Linked DNA regions of Homo sapiens: region 1 is linked to region 2. The links are chromatin loops, found by intact Hi-C in ENCODE. Cell type or tissue: heart left ventricle. All regions are shown on one strand. Links, peaks and the distances in the headings refer to the core of each region. The heading gives the core; the rest is flanking DNA. Region 1 overlaps LOC107987129 (a long non-coding RNA gene). Region 2 has its middle 27 kb from the start of ZBTB43.

The links. Peaks named below come from ENCODE experiments on the same cell type or tissue, not always from the same donor. Only the 100,000 strongest peaks of a DNase experiment are listed, where the experiment ranks them.
Region 1: it touches region 2 in a loop (2.5-fold over the local background); 7 of 110 quality-filtered maps call a loop at or near these places.

Annotation. Positions count from the first base shown.
Region 1 is chr9:126,721,447-126,724,311 of GRCh38, reverse strand. It overlaps LOC107987129 (a long non-coding RNA gene), which reads right to left. Exons shown (of 3, transcript XR_001746936.3): 3 at 1-2,680. Among named protein-coding and RNA genes, the nearest start is that of ZBTB43, 82 kb to the left of the region's middle. RefSeq lists silencers at 1,215-1,294, 1,355-1,964 and an enhancer at 2,205-2,264. In heart left ventricle, for the core only: no CTCF peak of the experiment used is centred there; DNase peaks (open chromatin) are centred at 841 and 1,731; H3K4me3 peaks cover 1,519 bases; H3K27ac peaks cover 369 bases; H3K27me3 peaks cover 2,012 bases.
Region 2 is chr9:126,776,585-126,779,485 of GRCh38, reverse strand. No RefSeq gene overlaps it. Among named protein-coding and RNA genes, the nearest start is that of ZBTB43, 27 kb to the left of the region's middle. In heart left ventricle, for the core only: a CTCF peak has its summit at 1,512 (motif pointing right); no DNase peak of the experiment used is centred there; H3K27me3 peaks cover 1,856 bases.

The sequences.
Region 1 (2,865 bases), core at 366-2,865, 55 kb after region 2:
GCTGCATGCCTTTCTTCTTACTGTGGTCCTTCCTGCCTGGTGCCATCTATGTGGCAAGGCCTCATTGTTCCTCAGGGCTCTACAGAATGCACCAGGCTCTTGGCTGCTTACCTCTGCCTCCCCTATTTCAGCTGTGCGCTCTCAAAGGTGGGGACCGACTGACTTATCTCTCTATCCCCAGCTGATGAATAGAGGGGATGAGTGATACACGAATGAGTGAATGAATGAATGGTAATGGTGATGGGAATCAAATGGCAGCAACGCGGAAGAGGGAGATGCGGTGCCTGTAACCATGGTAACGATGATGTCGCTGAGTGATAATGCTAGGAAGATGGTAACCATGGTAACACTGATGGTGAGGCCTGCTCGGACAGTCCTGGCGCCTCAGCTGCCGTGGTCCATGCCAAGCCCGACCTGCTCAGTGGCCGAACAAGATGCTAAGCACAATTAGCAATTGCTGTTCTGTTCCCTGTCCCAAGACCCCCGCCCAGGGCTGAGTTTCACGGTAGTCAAACCCTCTTCCTGAGTGGCTCCAAGACTCAGGAAAGAACACATGTTTGGGGGGCGGGAGGGGTGGCGTGCAGCTTGCATGCATGTGTATGTGCGTGCGCGGAAGAGGCTGTGTGATGGGCAAGTGGGTAAGGTGTGGTGTGCGCTAAGGGCAGTCCTGCTGGTGCTAGCGCCAGGGGACTGGGAAGAGGAACGGTTCCCTTCGTGCGCGCCGGGCTGATGCGTGGGGGGCGCCGCGTGAGTGCGCCGGTGGCTGGGAGTCCGGCGGCCGCGTGTGTGGCAGCGGAGCGGTGTTTCTGGGAGGGGCGCCAGGTTCCGGGGCTGGGGGGTGGGGAGCTCCGCCCCATCCATCACCCGGAGCGCAGCGAGCCAGGCGGATATCACGGTGTCAGGCGGCTCTGCTCGCAGATCTTATCCTCTTCATTTCCGCCCGAGCCTAGCCCGCCCGCGCGGGCTCCCTGAAGGCTCCATCCATCACCTGGGATCGACGGGGCGGCCCGGGGAAGGGGGTCTCAGACTGTGCGGGGAGGGAGGGAGCGGTGGGAACCAGACCCACCATGGACACCGAGAAAGGAGAGGGACAAGTTTTTAGTGGGGCAGGGGGGTCTGGGTTTGCTTTTCCACGTGGGGGAGGGGACGCTCTCTGCCCTGGAGGGGGAGAGCTTCTCGGGCCAGCTCGGCCCCCGCCTGGGACTGGGGCCGTTGGCTGGGTCCCGATCCCCGAGTGCCTGGGGCAGCGCTGGAAAGGGAGAGAGCCCTCGCCCGCCCGGGGAGAGGCTGCTGTGCGCGGGGCCCGCACCTGGACCCTCCAGGGTGACCTGGGGCCTGGGCAGCGCGGGCGGGGGCGGGCGCCCCGGGGGGAGGCCTTATTTCATTTCCCCGCGCCGCTGAGGTTTCTGCGAAGTGTCTCTCTCACCTCTTTAAATTTTACGGCGCTTGGCCCATGGCCGCCGGGCCCCGCCCTGGGGAGGAAGCGGGTGCTGGCTCTGGGAGCCTCCCCGGCCGAGGGGTGGCCCCACCAGGCCGGGTGCGGGTCAGGCCCGGGGCGTCCGAACTCCGAGGGGCGCCCGGCCTGTGCCCTACTCTGGTTCCCGGGGCCTTCCCGGAGGGGGTCTGGGCTGTCGGGGCCCAGGGGGCGGGGCTGGCCTCGGAACGTCTCCGTCCGGCCCCGCCCCCTTTCTGGGCCTCGTCTCGGGCCACGCCTCTCCCCTGCTCCCGGGGAGCGCAGCGGGGTGGGCGGTGGGAGGGGACTGCTGGGGGAGGGAGTCAGAGGAGCAGAAATCCGGGCCAGCCTGGAAGCCCAGTTGCCACCGCCACCCCCAACTTCCCCTGGGGGCAGAGCGGTGTTCCCAAGACCTGAGTCAGGGCGGAATACTCCAGTCGAGCCAGGCAGGCCAGCCAGGTCCCCGAGGCCGGCCCGGGCTGGCACCTGCCTGGAGACCAGGTTGGGGGCTGGAGGTAAAGGGAGGGGCATGGGGTGGCCTCTGGGTCTCAGCGCTCTTCCTTCAGAACCCTGAGGTAACTGACCAGTATCAATCTGGAGACAGTGGGGAACCTGCCCTAGGTGTGGGCGTGAGAGGCGTGTGGCCTGGGAGTGGGGTCGAAGGAGGAGAGGGGCACATGAACAGGAGATAAGTGTGAACAAGAGGGGCCTGAGGGAAGAGGGGCTGTGAACCGCAGAGGGGTGAGACAGGAGGAAGGGTGAGCAGAGGGCACGGAGGGTCTGAGGAGTCACTGCCTAAAGACACAGAGCGAATAAGTCAGGATTTGAACTTGGTTCTGTCTGACTCCCAAGCCACCTGTCTTAGAGTTGCAGTCATTAACTTGATTCTACAATGTACTCCTTATTAATTCAGCCCCAGGCTACACAGCTAGCTGCCACAGATATAACTTTGTGACATGCATGTAACCAGAACAAGGAAACGGGACACGGAACAGAAGTACACGGAACAGAAATTTGGTTCTACTGGTCCGGAAGATGCAGGGGCCAGTGGCCTGGAGGTGCCTGGGGTGCCCCCTGCAGAGGCTGTGGGATGCCAGGGGTGGTGCAGTGCAGAGTGGGTGGGGCCTGGTGGCAAGATTGCAGCTGGTACTGCCCACAGAGTGACTGGAACCTGCCAGAAGCTTCCAGGCTGAAGAAGGCTCTGGAACATTCTTTTTCTCTATTGACCTGGAGAGAAAAGGTCCTGGATATCACACTCCAGGGAGGTCAGCCCCAGCATCTGTATGAGGAAAACTGGTCACTTTCACATGACCCAGCAGGGGCCTGAATGGCCACCCCTACCCTAGTCCCTCCCTGCTCCTGTGCCCCCTCTCAGGTTGACGCTACCATCCTTTTTGCCCCAATATCTCACC
Region 2 (2,901 bases), core at 402-2,901:
TCCTGGCTAACACGGTGAAACTCCATCTCTACTAAAAATACAAAAAATTAGCCGAGCGTGGTGGCACGCGCCTGTAGTCCCAGCTACTTGGGAGGCTGAGACGGAGAATCTCTTGAACCTGGGAGGTGGAGGTTGCAGTGAGCTGAGATTGCGCCAGTGCACTTCAGCCTGGGCAACAGAGTGAGACTCCATCTCAAAAAAAAAAAAAAAAAAAAAAGACAACCGAGGCTGGGCACAGTGAACCACACCTGTAATCCCAGCACTTTGGGAGGCCGAGGCGGGCAGATCACAAGGTCAGGAGATCCAGACCAGCCTGGCCAACAGGGTGAAACCTCCCCCATCTCTACTAAAAAAGTATAAAAATTAGCCAGGCATGGTGGTACATGCCTGTAATCCCCGCTACTCGGGAGGTTGAGGCAGGAGAATTGCTTGAACCCAGGAGGTAGAGGTTGCAGTGAGCTGAGATCGAGCCACTGCACTCCAGTCTGGGCGACAGAGCAAGACTCTGTCTCAAAAATAAATAAATAAATAAAAAGAGAGAGAGGTGTTGAGAAGCTCATTTGATCCTCATCAGATAGGCTCATGCTGGTGAAGACAGGGGGATGCAGAAACTCTGGTCCTGGCAGGACAGTGAACTGGTGTGGCCACTGTTGAGAGTACGCAACCCATGCCCAGGCAATTCCACTTCCAGGCACAAGCCCCAGAGCAACTTGCACACAAGTAGACAAAGACACTTGCCTGAGGATATCCCTCCTGAAAGCATTTATTTGTACTGGCCAAGGGATGGAAACAACCGAAGTGTCCACTTGTAAAGGAATGGGTAGGTTACCGGTAACATAGCCGAGTAATGAAACCCCATGCCGCAGCTCCATGGAATAAGTGAGAATGATGTGCTTTAGCTCTGGAAGATGGTAAAAATGTAATGCCAAACGAAAAGTCCTGCAAATACTACTTATGAATGCTGCAATCTATGATTTCATGGACACACACACACTGATGACAGAAGAATGTTTGCCTGTGGGAGAGGGGAGAGAGACAGGAGTGGGTGGGAGAAAGTGGGTGAAAGAATCAAAAACAAAAGAAACACACCAGAGGACCCACGTGTGGTCTCTAGTGATTGTGAGCTGAGCTGACGGTCGTGATTGACCTAGTTCCGAGCATCTGAGGTCCAAAGCGACAAAGAAAAGAAGAGGGGGAGGGGCGAGGACTTTGATGAGTTTTTTATAAAGCTCAGAAATGGTTGGATGTTTGGGGATTTTGCAAACTAGGCCAACAAATACATCATCGAACTGTATCAGAATTGGTTACTGGGCTCCTGCTGGGCCAGGCGCTTTCCAGATGTGTAGTGTGGCTGTCTCACTGTATCCTCACAGCCCCGCCTTGAGGTGTTACATCCCCATTTTACAGGGGCTCAGAGAGGTGAGGTGAGCTTCCCCAGGCCACTGGCTTGCAGTGTCAGCCGGGCCCCTGCCACCTGCCTCCCAGCCCAACCAGGTCATCCAGGCACACTGTGGGGTTCTGAAAATACATTTCTCTGGGATGGCCTGGAGGTGGTGCTGCTGCAGCCGGTCCAGGACAGGTGAGCAGCCTGAGCCTGCGAGGTGGGCGTGGAGACAAATCTTCAGGGAATGTTGGAGTGTCCCCCTGGGCTTAAGCAGGGCCCTGCTCCCCAGTTCTGGGGTCAACAGAGATGCGGGAAGAAGATCCAGGCATTGACTCCCAGCCAGGAGAGCTTCTCCCTGGAATTTGGAAGCCTGCGGTCCATTCTTCGCCCTCCCCCAGCTCCCAGGAGGGGGACCGAACATCCTCCAGGAAGGAGACCAAAGACCCGGGCTCTGGCCAGTCGCGTTGGCTCACCCCTGTAATCCCAGCACTTTGGGAGGCTGAGGTGGGTGGATCACAAGGTCAGGAGTTCAAGACCAGCTTGGCCAATATGGTGAAACCCCCGTCTCTACTAAAAATACAAAAATTAGCCGGGCATGGTGGCGAGCACCTGTAGTCCCAACTACTTGGGAGGCTGAGGCAGGAGAATCTCTTGAACCCGGGAGGTGGAGGTTGCAGTGAGCCAAGATTGCGCCACTGCACTCCAGCCTGGGTGACAGAGGGAGACTCTGTCTCAAAACAAAACAAAACAAATAAAAACAAAAACAAAAACCAAAAACCTGGGCTCTGTGAAGATGGCTCAGGGTCAGGATTCCAGGAATGTGTGCAGATAAACCTGGGTCTGCATGTGAAAGGAACCCCCTCCCTAATCCTGTCTTCTTTTCTTTTATCTTTTTCTTTCTTTCTTTCTTTTTCTTTTCTTTTCTTTTCTTTTTTTTTTCTTAAGATGGAGTCTTGCTCTGTCGCCTAGGCTGGAGTGCAGTGGCTTGATCTCGGCTCATTGCAACCTCTGCTTCCTGGATTCAAGCGATTCTCCTACCTTAGCCTCCCGAGTAGCTGGGATTACAGGCGTGTGCCACAATGCCGGCTAATTTTTTTTTGTACTTTTAGTAGAGACAGGGTTTCACCATGTTGGCCAGGCTTGAGGTCCTGAGGGTGGGGCCCTCATTACAGGATTAATGCCTTATAAAAACAGGAGGAGGCTGGGTGCGGTGGCTCACGCCTGTAATCCCAGCACTTTGGGAGGCTGAGGTGGGTGGATCACCTGAGGTCAGGAGTTGGAGACCAGCCTGGCCAACATGGTAAAATCCCGTCTCTACTAAAAATACAAAAATTAGCTGGGAGTGGTGGTGCACGCCTGTAATCCCAGCTATTTGAGAGGCTGAGGCAGGAGAATGGCTTGAATCCAGGAGGCAGAGGTTGCAGTGAGCTGAGATGGCGCCACGGCACTCCAGCCTGGTTGACAGAGTGAGACTCCATCTCAAAAAACAAACAACAAACAAACAAAACAGTAGGAGA